2 separate regions of the Mus musculus genome follow, and region 2 is linked to region 1. Evidence: chromatin loops called from intact Hi-C (ENCODE). Cell type or tissue: left cerebral cortex. All regions are shown on one strand.

Region 1 (8,000 bases):
GTTGACTACAGAGGCCAGAAGAGAAGATCAGATCCCCTGGGACTGCAATCTCAAAGAGTTGTAAGCCACTAAGTAGGTACAGGGAACAGAACGTGGGTCCTCTGGAAAAGCAAGGTCTCAAATACTGCAGGCTGTTCTTGACTCTGATGTAGCCAAAGCTGACCTTGAACTCCTGATCCTCCTGCCTCCACCTCCTGAGTGGTGGAACTTACAGCCTAAGCACCAAGCCTAGCTCAAGATTTTCCTTCTTTGTGGACCTGAGGAGATGGATCAGTAGTTAAAGAAAACTAGCTGCACTTCTACTGCCTCCACCTCAAAAGTACTGGGATTATAGGTGTGTGCCAATATACTCAGCCTTTAGGATTTTTTTCTTTTTTTCAGTACCAGGGATCAAGAGCAAGGTCTCAAGCATACTGACCCAATGCTGTGCTACTGAGCCTGTATTTGAAATTTTTAGCTATTTTCTTGAATTCCTTGCCACAATCAAAAAGATTGTACAGAGACACTGTTTTGATACTTATGAAGGAGAAAGACATTTTTTCCTTTTCTTTGCTTCTTTCTTTAAAAAAAAAATTATCTGCTAGGCACTTAATCCTCTAATGATTCTAACAATAAAACAGGAACCCTGAAAAAAATTAAAATTACACACACACACACACACACACACACACACCATGTTTAAGGGTTGAGAATGCTTGTTAACGGTACAGTACCTTCCTGGCATACATAAAGCCTTAGGTTGGATCCTCAGGGCTTCCTAATGCTTTCCCAGGAGATTGATGCTGGCACAGGGACAGGCTGAAACTCTGCTGTCCAGAGCTCTCCCCCAGGAAAAGGCATCATCTTTCAGTTTGGGTAATTTATCTTACAGCTCAACCTATATAGATATGCTTCTGGGCGTCGCTTTCCATTACTCTTGCAGTTCTGGCTCAGAGGGGAAATAAATGAATTTCTTTGCACCAACTCTTGTTTGCAGGGCTTTGTGTATGTGTGTGTGTCTGTGCATTTAGCAAGCAGCAGACCTGGTAAGTCAGATAATGATAATTTTTATTATCTCCATTTTACTACAAGGAAACCCAAACTGTGAAATGTTAAGTATTTTCCTTCAGGTACCAAGGATATATTTACTTTGTCTGTAAATATATATAAATGTCTTACAAGAGACTGGAAAACCAGCGAGGGGTGTAGATGGTAGAGTGCTGGTCTAGCACAAAGAAGCCTTGGGTCTGATGCCCAGTCCAGTATAAATAGGTATGGTGGTAAACACCTGTGATCTCAGCACGGGGGAGGTGGACGCAGTATGATCAAAGCCATCCTCAGCTAGCCAGTGAGCTGGAGGCTAGCCTGAGCTACATAAAACCCATCTCAAAAAACCCCAAAACAATGTGAAGAAGGACCCAGATGAAGTTTACACTCAGGTAGGAAAAAAAAAAAAACCACAACATAATTATAAAGTGTAGTGTTAAAGAAGCAAATAGCAAGTTCCTTTAGACAGGATGGTCAAGTTTTGTTTTTTCTAGGGTCTCTTGTAGTCCAGCCTGGCTTGAATTTGCTAATCCAAACCCTGAGACTGAGATTACAAGCTTGTTCAACCAACCCAGTAAAAAACAAACAAACAAACAAACAACCCCACCAAGCCATGGGGGCTGGTGAGATGGCTCAGTGGTTAACAGCACTGACTGCTCTTCCAAAGGTGCTGAGTTCAAATCCCAGCAACCACATGGTGGCTCACAATCACCCGTAATGAGATCTGACGCTCTCTTCTGGTGCGTCTGAAGTCAGCTACAGTGTACTTATGTGTAATAATAAATACATAAAAACAAAACAAAAAAACCACCCAAACAAACAAAACAGTCTTTAAAAACCAGAAACTGACAGAAAAATGAGAATGAGGAAGGCATCCAAAGTGCCAATGGACTAGAGTTCCACTGAGGCGCTGGCACTCGTAGTACAAGGGGAGACAGAGAACAGGGTAAACACCACCTTAGAATAGTGGTCTGCATGAATGACCCTTTCACAGGGGCCAAGCAAGCCCATCGGAAAACACAGGAATGGTAAGACCTTTTGCATCTAATTCCAAAAGATTAAAAAAAAAAAAAAAAAAAAAAAAAAAGACAAAAAGACAAAAATCATGGGATGCAGCACTCGGGAGGCAGAGGCAAGTGGATTTCTGAGTTCGAGGCCAGCCTGGTCTACAGAGTGAGTTCCAGGACAGCCAGGGCAATACAGAGAAACCCTGTCTCGAAAAAAAAAAAAAAAAAAAACCCAAAAAAACCAACAACAACAAAAAAAATCATGGGCTGGAGAGATGGATAAGAGCTGTTAAGAGCACTTCCTGTTCTTCCACAGGACCTGAATTCAGGTCCTAGCGCCCACTGTAGGTGGTTCACAACTGACTTTTTAACTACAGTTCCAGGGCATTCAATGCCATCTTCTGTCCAAGGGCACCACCACACACTTGGAGGACACACACACAGACACACTACCCCACACATAAATAAATAATCTTAAGCCACACCCCTCAAAAAAAAAAAAAAAAAAAAGCAAACAAGAAACCAGCCAGGACTGGTAGCTCATTCTTTCAATACCAGTATGCAGAAGGCAGGAAGATCATTGAGGATTCTCACAGGGCCAGCCTTGTGTTCAGAAAGATATCTTGTTTAAAACAAACGAATAAATAGCAAATGATGGACATAACACAGTTTGATACTAAACTGGAAATGTATGAAATGGACGCTTGAACTCCTGATCTTTCTGCCTCTGTCCCTATATGTGTTTGGTTTGCTTTTTAAAGGATATTTGCTGAGTGAATGCAGTAGCAGGGAGGAGAAAAAAAGGGTAGCAGTAGGAACATCGAAGGAAGTCATTCAGGGACGAGATTCAAAGTCTTGGAGGAAGGTGATTGCAGAGGAAGGGTCTGGTTAAAAACACGTGTTGAAGTGAGAAAGACTGGCCGGAGGCAAGGGTATAAAGATGTTCAATATGTTCACTTTGTGGGACATTTTGAGATAGCAGTGAGTCTCTGGGGCTAGCTTTTGTTTTGTTTTTGTTTGTTTGTTTTTGGAGACAGCGTTTCTCTGTGCAACCAGCCCTGGCCGTCCTGGCCTCGCTTTATAGATCAGGCTGGTCTGGAACTCGGAGAGCTCCTCTGCCACTCCTGCCTCCGAGAGTAGTTTACCAGTAGACAGTTGGCTTTGCTTAATCCAGAGGACCAGGGATCTGGAGTGCGGAAGGCGGGTATTTGGCGAGGTCGGCGGCGCTTTCTCTGATCCTCGCTAAGTTACATCGGAGAGGCTAAACCGCATTTAAGATCCCGCGAAACAGAAAAAGCAGCTCCGGAAACCCGATGAGGCGGAGGACTCGGCTTTTCTGTTTCCCCGGTCCCCACCTACACCTTAAACGGCCGAGTTGTTCGTCACCTCTCTACGGAAAGCGAGAAGCCTCGGAGGGCGGTAAGGACCCAGCGAATGCGGCGATGTAGGCGTCCCAGGCCCCAGAAGCCCGCCAGCGGCAGCACTGAAAGCTTGCACAGTGAACTTCGGACTACAGGAGCCAGCCTGCACCGCCATCCATTTCTTCGGGTCACGCCCCGTCGTCACCACAGTGACGACACGGCGTCCCATGATGCCTCGCGTGCCGCTCTGCTATTGGTCCGGTCAGTCGTCTCCATTTTTCAAAATTGAGGCGCGGAATCGTTGCTGATTTCGGAGCAGAGGAGGAGGTTCGTCCTGTCCGGCTTTTGCGGGGCGGCGGCCACGGCCAAGAGGCCTGCGTGGACCTCGGGGACGCCGAGCTGCGAGTCTCGGTCCTCGTGGCCTTGGCAGCACCGGGTGAGGAGAGGCTGCTCCCGGTTCTCACTGTGTCTGAGTCTCCGCTAGGCCGGCAGGTTTTGGCTCGACCGTCATGGCGTCCCAGCCGAGTTCTTTGAAGAAGAAAGAGGAAAAGGGCAGGAACATCCAGGTGGTGGTGAGATGCAGGTAAGGAGAGGCTGGGACGAGTCCGGACGCGGAGGCTTAGCTTTTGGGCTAGCCGTTCCGGAGAGCGATTTGTTTACCTTTCTGAAGGACACCAAGTCATCGGTTTCTGGGGCTCCCCGTGTTTTGTTCGGTAAACATGCTACCACGTTTAGTTCTAAATTAGGGTTTGTCTCGGGGGGGGGGGGGATGTTGGTGTTGGTTAAAGTTAAGCTGCAGTCACAAAGAATTTGATGGTTGCTCTTCGCTGAAAAGTGCGTTCCCTTTTAAAAGCCAATGTCGCCGAAAATTTAGCTGTCATTGCTCTGTGCTACCCCGTCCGAGTTGTCAGTTTGGGAATAAAGCTTCCTACTTACTTTGCATGTAGTTTGGCGCTCACCTTGGGGTTATTTCCACTTCGGAAAGACTAATAGTTCTTTATTCTGTGTGTTTGGTCCAATAGATGAAAGTAGGTTTGCTTTTAAAAGGGAACGCACTTTTCAGCGAAGAGCAACCATCAAATTCACCTCTAATAACCAAGTAGACATTGCTGAATTTAAGCTAAGCTGTAAAATGAGTTTATGAAACTCACGAGCTAATGAAAGTACATGGCTAAGGTGCAGCATCTTTTCTCTTTCTCATTTTTCTTCTTCTTCTTTTTTTTTTTTTTGGTTTTTCGAGACAGGGTTTCTCTCTCCTTCTTTCTTTCTTTCTTTCTTTCTTTCTTTCTTTTATCTGCCTTTGTTCATTGACCAAAAGACAAAATTGAGAGGAGGGAGGGTGTGGGGTTCAGCTCTCCCCGACTGACATCCAAATAACTTACCCAGAGTTTTTAATTTTTTTGAATTTTTGTGATGTTACCGAGGTTGGTCTGGAACTATATGTTAGCGTACTTTACTGTCTCAGCCTCTCGGTCGTTTAGCTGGGATTGCTGGGTGACAAGTGTGTGCCACTGTGTCTGCCTTTTTTTTTTTTTTCCTGAGACTGGCCTCAAACTCCGACTAGCTCCCTGCCTTAGTTCTGAGTTCTGGAGTTATAAGCAATTCAAGTTTCAGCTACCAGACCCAAGTTTTTAAACTAGGTGACGTGTGTGTGTGTGTGTGTGTGTGTGTGTGTGTGTGTGTGTGTGTGAGCAACTCTAGGCTTGCCAAAGATACTTAATTGCTGAACTCTGGAGTTTTAGTTACTTAATTTGGAACTTTCATTTTAATCAACAGGAAAGCAGACACACTTAAGAATTTAGGAAAAAAAAAATTAGGCAGATTTAGGCAGGCAGTTGTGGGGCACACCTCTAATCCCAGCATGTTTTACAGATCGAGTTTCAAGACAACCAGGGCTACAAAGAGAAACTCTGCCTCAAAAAATTTTTATTTTTAATAATGGGTATATATTCAGGTGTTTGCACACATACGTGAGTGCTTGTGGAGAGCAGAAGAGAGCACCACCTCTAAGGCCAGAGTTACAGGTGGTTGTGAGTCACCCCCAGGTGTGGGGGCTAGAAACAGAACTCAAGGTCTCTAGAAGAACAAGAAGTGTTCTTACCCTAAGCTACCCAACAAATGCACTTTTTTTTACAATTTTTTTGCAGTATTATTATTATTAGTCAATATTGCCTTTTCTGTGTGCTATTATTTCCTTTGTTACTTACAAAGTGTTTGAGTCATAAAAAGTTACAAAGAACACTGACGGTGGGGGTGTGATGGTACAAGCCTTTAATCCCAGTATTTATCCCTCAAAGTAAGAAATAAAACATCTCATGTGTCCATACTGTCCTCCTACATTTCAAGGCTGGCCTTAAGAGAATTTTTTTTAAACATTTTTTTACCAGTGAAAACGTTTACACGTGTCTGTTATGTACAATAGTTTAGGCATAGGTTTTTCTTTTTCTTGTTTGGTTAGTCTTTTCTCTATTAAGTAGTGTTCCTGGCGCCAGTCTCATTAAGCTTTTTTTTTTTTTAAAGATTTATTATTTATTATATGTAAGTACACTGTAGCTGTCTTCAGACACTCAAGAAGAGGGAGTCAGATCTCGTTACGGATGGTTGTGAGGCACCATGTGGTTGCTGGGATTTGAACTCCGGACCTTCGGAAGAGCAGTCGGGTGCTCTTATCCACTGAGCCATCTCACCAGCCCCTCATTAAGCTTTAATAAGCAATAAATGAGGCTTTCTTAGGATGTTGTACGTTAGATCCTCATCGTCTTGTGTTTGGTGGCAGGGTCTCACTATGTAGCGTTCTGCCTCCCCTGCAACTCATCTGCACCCAGGCTTGAAGTCCTGCAGTCAGTGCTCCTGTGGCAGCCTCCTGAGCCTTAGAAGTGTGAGCCACCATGCCTGATTTTTGATGCTGTTGCCTGTGCCTTTGGTATCTGATCCAGGGAATCGTTGCTAAAGCCAAAGCTGCCAGGCTTTTTCTTCTTTGTTTCTCTAAGTTTTATGGTGTTACGTCTTAGGTGCAAGTTTTTGGTCCTCTTTATGTGATGTTAAGTGAGACATTCGGCTTCATTGTGTAGGATACCCAGTTTTCTGTCACCATGTTACAGAGATTACTGAATGGTTTGGCTCATTTGTCTAAAATCATTTGCCCATATAGGAGAGGGTTTATTTATGAGCACTCAATCCCACTGGTCTGTGTCTGTCTGTTCCAGTCTCGTTTATCGTATAGTTTTGACTGCTTACACCTTTAGAATAAATTTTAAAATCAAGAAGTGTGAGTTCTCCCTGTCTCAAAAAAAAAAAAAAAAAAAACCAAAACCAAAACAAAACAAAAAAAAAAGTGTGAGTCCTGAAGATGTGTTGTTTTTGTTTGTTTGTTTGTTTTTCATGACAGGGTTTCTCTGTATAGCCCTGGCTGTCCTGGAACTCACTCCGTAGACCAGGCTGGCCTCGAACTCAGAAATCTGCTTGCCTCTGCCTCCCAAGTGCTGGGATTAAAGGCATGTGCCACCACCGCCCAGCTGTCTATATGTTAATTTTAAATCTTATATGTGTGTATAATGTGTATGTCAGTGCCAGCATTCATGTGCTGCAGGGGGTGGTGTGTGTGTGTGTGTGTGTGTGTGTGTGTGTGTGTGTAGACCGGCAGAGAAATCTGGGGAGTCTGCTCATTTTAAATCGTGTCCTCAGACTTGACCCAGGGATTGCTTTTACCGCCTTACCCTGCTCACCTGCCCTAACCTGGATACTTTGTTGAGTTTATTATTTATTTTAAAGTTTTTAATGCAAGGATTTATTTTCGTTTATGTGTAATTACGTGCCTGTATGGATGAAGTCAGAAGAGCGCATGGGTCACTTAGAGCTAGAGTTGTGTATAATAGTATTTTGGTAGTGATGGTGGGGATTGCCACACTTCCTTTTGTTTCCAGTTATCTCTGGGTTTTTTTTACACCCACTTTATCCTGTTTAGCTTTTGACTAAAACACACAGAGACCTGGAATTTTTATTAAGAACCTGTTGGCGGGCTGGAGAGATGGCTCAGCGGCTAAGAGCACTGACTGCTATTCCAAAGGTCCTGAGTCAAATCCCAGCAATCATATGGTGCCTCACAACCATCTGTAATGGGATCTGATGCCCTCTTCTGGTGTGTCTGAAGACAGCCTCAGTGGACTCATATACATAAAATAAATAAAATCCTTTAAAAAAAAAAAAAAAGAACCTGTTGGCAATGTGCTTGGCAGGTTCTGAGCTATTCAGCCTGACTTGGCTGCTAACATCCAGATAAATGCCCCTTTTCTTGCCATCTGTATCTTGCTCTGGCTTGCTCTGCTCCACGTGTACTCTTGGCCAATCCTCTTGGTGTCCCACACGTTGGTCTCTCTACACCTTTCTTCTTTTCTTTTCTCCTTCTCCTCCTTTTCCTCCTCCTCCTCCTTTCCCTCCTCTTCTTCCTCCTCCTCCCCCCTCCCCTCTCTCCCTCCTCCCTCAATCTCTCCCTCCCTGGGATCCTATGCCTCACTTCTACTGTCTTCTCCTGCCCCACCATAGGCTGACTAGCTGTTTATTAACAAATCAGAGATGATGAAAAACAACTTTTACATAACATTGAGAC
Region 2 (8,000 bases), 67 kb before region 1:
TTACATTTCCACCAGCACACCCAACCCCGCACTGGGACAAAGCCCATTTGAACCTTTTAGGTTGAGGAATTCTAGACAATTAGCTTGGCTGAGTTAGCATAGTCAGTTGGTTCTGTTTCTGTCTCACAGTCCACATCAATAACTAGGTCTGCATCAGCATTGGCTCGCTCTATTGGTTCCCCCAGGCTGACTGGAGCCTCTGAATGCTGCCCTCACAGTCGAATGCCTAGTGCTGCCATCAACACACTCATCTGCTCAATCCCACCCACTGTCAGAATCTCCAATTCTCTTTCCATTTTCATGTGTCAAGTGTATGTGTGTGTAGGGGGAGGTGGTGATGTGTGCATGTGGTAGTCCTAGGTGATGCTGTAAATTGTCCTCAATACTTTTCCACTCTACTCACTAAGGCAGGCTCTCTCAAGCAAACCCAGAGCTCGCCAATACTGTTAGTCTCCCTAGTGAGATTGCCTAGAGATTCCATCTCTTCCTTCCAAGACTGGAATTGCAAGTGGGCCTCCAAGGCCATCTGTCACTTACATGGTTCTAGCAAGCACTTTAACCACTAAGCCAGAAAACAGGCTCTGAGTGGATTCATCATGAATAACAAGTCGCAAATTAATATAATTATTTATGACTTATACTAGGGACCCAGCAAAGACACTCTTGCTGCACCTTGACAGAGTTTGATAAAGACACTGACTGGTCGGGCATAAGAAAGTGAGTTCTGAGGATAAACTAGAACAGGCGCACCCACAGACCAGCAAACAGTATCAGCACTGAAAAGAAACATCTCTACCTTAGAGTTAAAGAGCTCCCTCCTTGGATGGAAACTCCTTAGGTTGTACAGCATAACAGTAGCACACTGATGGGCCGAGTTAAATAACCTCTCCCGGTCTTTTCACTCTGAGCCTTTCCTTCCCTGGTTGCAATATTAAACTTGTCTCAGTGGGATTTAAAAAGTAAAATGTGAGCAGGGCAGTGGTGGCGCACGCCTTTAATCCCGGCACTTGGGAGTCGGAGGCAGGTGGATTTCTGAGTTCGAGGCCAGTCTGGTCTACAGAGTGAGTTCCAGGACAGCCAGGGCTACATACAGACACCTTGTCTTAAAAAACAAAAACAAAAACAAAAACAAAAAAACTACATGTACCTTTAAGCAACACAGTTCTTGCCTGGCAGCTGGCAAGATTACCACAGGCTGTTCTGCACTTCCTTAGTGAGCGGCCCCAGTTACAGTGACAGCAATCACAGATCTAAGCCTCTATAGGAAAAACACTTTTCTTTAAAGTGACAGTAAGCAGAAAAAGAGAGTCTTAAAGTCTAATTGCACAAGATAGCAAATTTAGAAACAGCAATTTAATCACACGTAAGCATGGGCTCCGGCACACGCACTCCCCAAAATGACTGACTTTAAGCAGCAAAGATTACTATTTAAATCATGATTTCTCAAGGGTGTGCGTGTGTTTGAAACATGTCATGTATGTGGGTACATGTTACATTGTGCATGTATGGAAGGTCTGAGAGAAACTTTGGAGAGTCACCGCAATGTGGGTTCTAGGGTTCAAATCAGGTCGCCAGGCGTGCACGGCAGGCATGCTTACTTGCTGATACACTGTGGGGTCCTGCTATATATATAGCCCATGCTCAAATAGACCTCAAATTCACTATATATCCCAGGCTGATCTCAAACTTGCCACCATACCCAGATGTCTTGTAGTTTCTGTGTGGAGGTCTTGTTCACTTTTAGTTAAATGCCTAAGTATTTTATGGTTTTGTTGTTTTTAATAAATATTTTAACTTCCCCATTTTCTGTGTTGCAATATACAGAACTGCAGTGGAGTTCGGGAGTTTGGCCTCATAGCCCACACCTCCTGCTATATCAGTTACAGCATCTGATTCACGCAAACTCTACCTCTTCTCCATCTAGGAATGAGCAGCTTCAGCTATATTAGTATTTAATTGTCAACTTTATTATTCAAAAAAGCAAAGTTCCTGACTTTTTTATTCTTTAGTATTTAAGTGAATTATCTGCAGCTGTAGGCATATAAGTAACTAGGCCATATATCTTAGCTTCTTTAACAACTAGTTTTTGAGTAAGATTTTCCGGATTACAATCAGCATTGAGTAACTGAGGATTAGACAACAACCATGGACTTACAATACTGGTACAAGACAGAGGCAGGCGTGGCGGGCACACCTGTGATCTCAGTGCCTGAAGATGAAGGCAGGAGACACAGGAGTCCAGGCTTATCCTCATGGCCAGCCTGGACCATGAGAGTCTTAAAAGACTGTAATTCTGAGTCTTAGGAGGGAGAGATGGGAGGAGCCATGAAGCTTTGAAGCCAGTCTGATTTACGTAGCAATTTATAGGCCAGTGAGGCTATAAAATGAGGACACACCCCCCCTTCAAAATACAGAACTTGGGCTGGAGAGATGGCCCAGTGGCTAAGGGCACTTGGAATTCTTCCAGGAGACTTAAACTCAGCTCCCAGCACCCACACTGGGTGACTAACAACCACCTGTAATGCCAGCTCCAAGAAACCTAATTCCCTCTGATTTCTAAGGGCATCCCACACATGGGGCACACAGCACTCAAAGACACAATTAATTGAATCAAAATAGATCTTACAAACAAACAAAGAAATTGAACACAAGATAGACTATAATTTGTTGTGATTGGATACATAAAACAGATTTAATTTCTGTACGATCTCATAACTTATTTTCACTGGGAAAGATTTCTAAACTTTGACCCTTAATGTATTTTTTTAAACAAAAAGTAAGGCATTTAATACTTTTATATTGATAAGGCATTTAATACTTAGCACTTAACATAGTCTGATAATAATCCATACTAATCTGAACGTTTTCCCCATTTCGTCACTAAATAAAATGCTCTAAATCCTCGCTCCAGATGGACAGTGTCAGCTGTGCTGGGTGAGAGGACACCTGGCCTGTGTCCATGGCTGTATTACTCTCGCCTGGTAATTTATCTGCTATGAGAGGCCAAGACTATAGGAAATCTGAGTTTGAACTGGTTTGTTTTTTTTTTCTCTTATGTATTTCTACCCCTGGACTTTATAGAGGGTGGAGGAGGGAGCTGGGCTGCAGCTGAGACTGATCGTGGACTGAGGGCGGGCGGCTGAAGCTTGCTGTTGTCATTATGCTCCTCTCTACTTGTGCAATCAACTTTTTTGTTTGTGATATTCTGAGAGAAGGTTTTATTATGTAACCCAGGTTAGCCTCAAACTCCCTATGTAACTGAGGCTAGCCTTGAATGTTTGCTTGCCAAGTGCTGGAGTGATGGGTGAGCACCATCATAAGAGGCTTGTCATCATACCTGACCTAAAAACTTCACGGGCCTAGCTTGGTGGCGCACACCTTTAGTCCCGGCACTCTGAAAACAGAAGCAGGCACATTTTTGTGAGATTTAGGCCAGCTTGAAATACATAGTGACCGCCAGGTCACCCAAGGCTACATAGTGAGATCCTGCCTCAAAAATAAATAAGTACATAGACATAAAAGTGTTTTATTCACAATTGTAAATTTTTAGATTCTAACCGTGAGAAAAATTCAGTGACAGTAAAAGCTGCCGATGACTTACCGCACATTTTCTGGTCTGAGTTTATCAAGAACCATGTCTATCAAGTCGGGTCTAAATTCCTCCAATAGATATTCAGCTGTGAGCACTCCATTTAGGGGATAATACTTTGAAAAAGTAAAGTATAAACAATTAACACTTGAAGGCTATCAGTGTATTAACATAAGCAGATATAGACTATAGTAATATAACACGTTTATTATTTTATATACCCCGTTTTAGCAAGGTTCTGTTCTCTCACACCTTTCTCTTCAGCAGGGCCCTGTGCATCCTAGGTGGACACGCTCCATCATTAAGTCTCACACACGATGGTTCTGCTGAGTACATAGCCAATCTTGGCATCTATTCACATTACTGAGACTGGGAAGGGGAAGTAGGCTCTGATTCTGTAGCCCAGGCTATCCTGGAACTCACAATCCTGCCTCAGCCCCTACAAGCCTGAGCTATCACCACAGCTCCCTCTCACATTTCCTTTGAAGAAAACCTACAATTTACCTGATTAAATACTGACACTTGCAAATGAGAAACTGACAATGAAATACTGACACCTAGAGGCTTTTGTAATATACAGTGCACGAGCTTTTATAAACTGTATTCTCTCAAATTTCGAGAAATGAAATCAAACACTTACAAAGGCGTAGAAAGAAGTGGATTATATCTGGCTCCTGTATAAAACTACTGTATAAGTTTTTGTCATTGCTTTAGTAAAAGTAATTTCTAAACTTGTGCGTTGGACTGACTCTTCATGAAAACGTTAGTACGCGGCTTTTCTAGATATTGCTTCAGGTACCGAGGGCAAAGGGTAGAGAGACACATGAAGTCCTGACCTCCAGGAACATGGATTGTTAACTGGCACAATAAGCAGCTGGATCAATATATACAATAAATACAATAGGTACCGTGAAGGAAATAAGGGGAGCAGAGGCAGGGGCATTGCTTCAGTTTGGAAGGCCAGGGAAGGTCTTCCTGAAAGCCATCTAGGATAAGGAGATGCAAACACCAGAGACGTAGTCCACTTACAGTCAACAGCAAGTGCAAAAGGCACAGCCAGGTCTGATGGTGCAGGCCTGTCCAACAGCCAATGAGGAGACTGAGGCAGGGGGACTGCAGTTCAAGGCCTTCCAGAGCTACAAAATGAGCTCAAGACTTGAGCAACTCAGTGAGAGTGTTTCCCAACAACAGAAACAGAGAACGAGGCCTGGGGATGTAGCTCAGCAGTACAGCCCACCAACCCTGTGAGAGGCACGGGGTCAGTCACTACTGCTATTGAAGGGAGGATGGTATGATTAATGTGTGGAAATTAGACAGAAAGCTGTTACAGCTAGAGCAACATGGAACTGGAAAGGGGGGCCTGTGGAGTGGCTAGGAATGTGGCCAGGGAGCACAGCACATCTCAGACTTCCTCGTAGGCCAAGGATGCTCTGGATTTTACAACACTAAGGGAAAACCATCAGAGAATTTTGAGCAGATGAATAAAACAACCTGGGTTTAGTTTTCAAAAACCACTGAGGGGCTGGAAGTATAGCTTAATTTTAGACTGCTACCTAGTATTCATAAGGCCTTGAGTTTGATCCCAACACCAGAAAATAAATAATTTTAAGGTATATGCCTTTAAAAAAATCGTTTAAGCTAGAAAAGCAAGCTATCATGGAGAACAAAATTGAAAACAGAGGTAGGAGACTGTGACAGAGCCACCAGTTAAGAGTAGCTCAAAGTAACGCAGTAACAAGGGATACGGGGAAAATAGATGATATAAAATGTTCACAGAGGGAGCACTTGACAGATGCTGGAGAACTGAAAAACACAGCCGATAAGCCAAACACCCACTGTGGTGGTGTGAATGAAAATGGCCGCCCACACAGGCCCATAGGAAGTAGCACTATTGAGAGGTGTGGCCTGGTGAGGAAGTGTGTAAATGGCGGTGGGCTTTGAGGTTTCAAATGCTCAAGCTAGGCCCAGGATATCAATAATGGACTAAACAAGCCTCTGAACTGTAAGCCAGCCCCAATTAAATTGTTTCTTTCATAAGAGTTGCGGTAATAAATACAGCGATAAAACTGTGGCTTCACAGCTATACAACTGTAACTAACACAGCCCACGTGATAAAAATACTACAGAAAGTCATTTTTAGGATAAGGAGCAGTAACATTCCAAATGTGTCTCATCATCAAAAGTTGCCCAGTGCTAAAATGTCTCAAGTTTTGTGAGTCCCAATTTGTATCATTAGTGTAGCACTGAAAGTAACATGGAGGAGCTAAAAGATTCCACACCCCACTGTGGACAAGAAAATCAACTTACGTGCAACTTTCCTGCAATCTTGGACGTATAGCCTCGTGGTCTCTCTTTATCTTTAAATCTGAAAGCAACAGCATTCAAGTCCTAGGACAGAACGGTAACCAAGTAGACATAAGTCAATTATTGAGAAATATATTTTTAGTGCTTTGTTTGAACTATAGGCTGCGTACTCCAATTTTATCAACATTACACTTATGAAAACTGGCAGTAGCTGATTTAAGAATGCATAAGACATGGAAAAACATAAATTAAAACTTATCAACAGAGGCTTAAAATAAGTAAACAATCCTAAAAAAAAATAAACAGGTAATGTGAAAGGTGCCATGCCTGGGCATGAGGCACATGTTTGGAATTCCAGCACGTTGGAGGGTGGAGCAGGAGGGTCAGAAGTTAGGCTGGCCTGGACGGCACAGCAAAAGACTATGTTTTGTATGTTTTTTAAAAAAAGGTTCTACTGCCTAAATTACTGAAACAACTAGTCAGGGAATCAGAAAGCTGTGAAAGATCCTTGTGAAATCTGAAACTTCCAGGAAGATTTCCACAAGGTATAATTACACTTTAAATATCTGCAGAATGTAAAGGCTACTGCTTGGGCTGGGTGGGAATATAGCTCTGTGCTAGGGTACTTGCCTTACACACAGCAAGTCTAGCGCTGGATCCTCAGCACCAGTGGGCAAAAGCTACCCAATCCAAAGACATGTCAGAATTTTAAAATTTAAGACAGCCAGGCTGGTGTCTCGTGCCCTTTAGTCTCAACACTCTGGAGGCAGAGACAGGTGGATCTCTGGGTTCAAGGCCTGCCTGGTCTACAAAGCTAGTTCCAGGACAGCAAGGGCTGCACAGAGAAACCCTGTCTCAAAAAATAAAAACAAGTAATAAATAAGAATAAATAAAAGTTTGAAAGACAAACACTTTGTGTTTTATATATATTTTTTAAAGAAGCCAGCTATGATGGTTTAAGCCTTTAATACCAGCACTAGGGAGGAAGAGGCAGGTAGAGAGAGCTCTGTGGATTATATAGTAAGATATAAGCTGTCACAGAAAAGGGGTAGGGGTGGGGTTTTCTATGCATACAGTAAAATCACTTTGAAGAACACAATTATCATACATGAAACAATTTGCTTCTTTTAGACTTTGATCACCGGATCTAAGATGAACAGATCTTATGCAGCTTTGGGCAGGAGGGGACAAAAGCCCTGTAAGGTGCTAGCTTTCCTCCTCAAGAGCAACACGACACCTCAGCCCCTAACTCGTGCCCTAACTAACAAATCAGACAGCAACGAAGCCTGAGTTAATACAACTATGCATTGCAACATTTTAGACTTTAATTAGGGAAAAGCCCGAAGTTTAACTGGGCCTTAAATTAGTTTACGTATGTCTGCTTTTGGAAAATAGATTTCTTAAGAAAAATTTTGGTGAAACAAAAGTACCTTGCACTCTTGGAAAACCCATTCTTGAGGTCCTTCTGCACGTAGCTTCTGAATGTATTGAAACATGTGCAAAATTATATCTTCAACGTGCACTGGAAAAAAGGGGCACACTTAAAAACCATTCAGTCCTTGCAGCCTTCAAGCACGGGCTCACTCCTAAGCCTAGTTGGGTTAAACGGAGACAGTCCCTTCTAGAACAAGGAGTCCTCATCTCCGTGAGCCTGGCTTGAGATGTCCCACACACAGCCCTCTGGACTCGGGGACATGTGACAGAACAGACATTGGGGCAGTAAATGAAAAGCCACATATACATTTTACATAAAACCAACTGTTAAGGGGCAAGGGTTATGACAAACAAAGGCCAGGTTACATGTGAAAAATACACTGGATCAAGCATGTGAATTAAATAACGTGTTACAGCTTCTTCCTCCAGCATGAGAAATTAAAAAATAAATGCAATTAATACTTACATAACCCTTCTTCAGTTAAGTCCACATTAATGATAAAAAACATAAAACCTCGGGCTCCTTCCTTCTGTCCACCAACCAGGGTATTCACCCAGCCTGCAATATTCAAAGAAAAGGACAATATAATTAAATGTGTGGCTTTTCTTTTCTTTTTTCTTTTTTTCAAGTATTTATTACTATGTGTGCATGGAGTATGTGTGTGGTACACAC

Evidence for each region. Hi-C counts contacts between places; a loop is a spot of excess contacts. Peaks named below come from ENCODE experiments on the same cell type or tissue, not always from the same donor. Only the 100,000 strongest peaks of a DNase experiment are listed, where the experiment ranks them.
Region 2: it touches region 1 in a loop (4-fold over the local background); 1 of 42 quality-filtered maps calls a loop at or near these places.

What each region holds. Positions count from the first base shown.
Region 1 is chr19:37,372,691-37,380,690 of GRCm38, forward strand. It overlaps Kif11 (kinesin family member 11), which reads left to right and starts at 3,692. Exons shown (of 22, transcript NM_010615.2): 1 at 3,692-3,977. The coding sequence starts at 3,904. In left cerebral cortex, a CTCF peak has its summit at 3,648; a DNase peak (open chromatin) is centred at 3,537; H3K4me3 peaks cover 1,806 bases; H3K27ac peaks cover 944 bases.
Region 2 is chr19:37,306,187-37,314,186 of GRCm38, forward strand. Ide (insulin degrading enzyme) reads right to left here. Exons shown (of 25, transcript NM_031156.4): 8 at 7,794-7,886; 9 at 7,324-7,415; 10 at 5,897-5,977; 11 at 3,602-3,705. Among named protein-coding and RNA genes, the nearest start is that of Ide, 24 kb to the right of the region's middle. In left cerebral cortex, a CTCF peak has its summit at 4,147 (motif pointing left); DNase peaks (open chromatin) are centred at 340, 4,113 and 5,436; H3K27ac peaks cover 283 bases.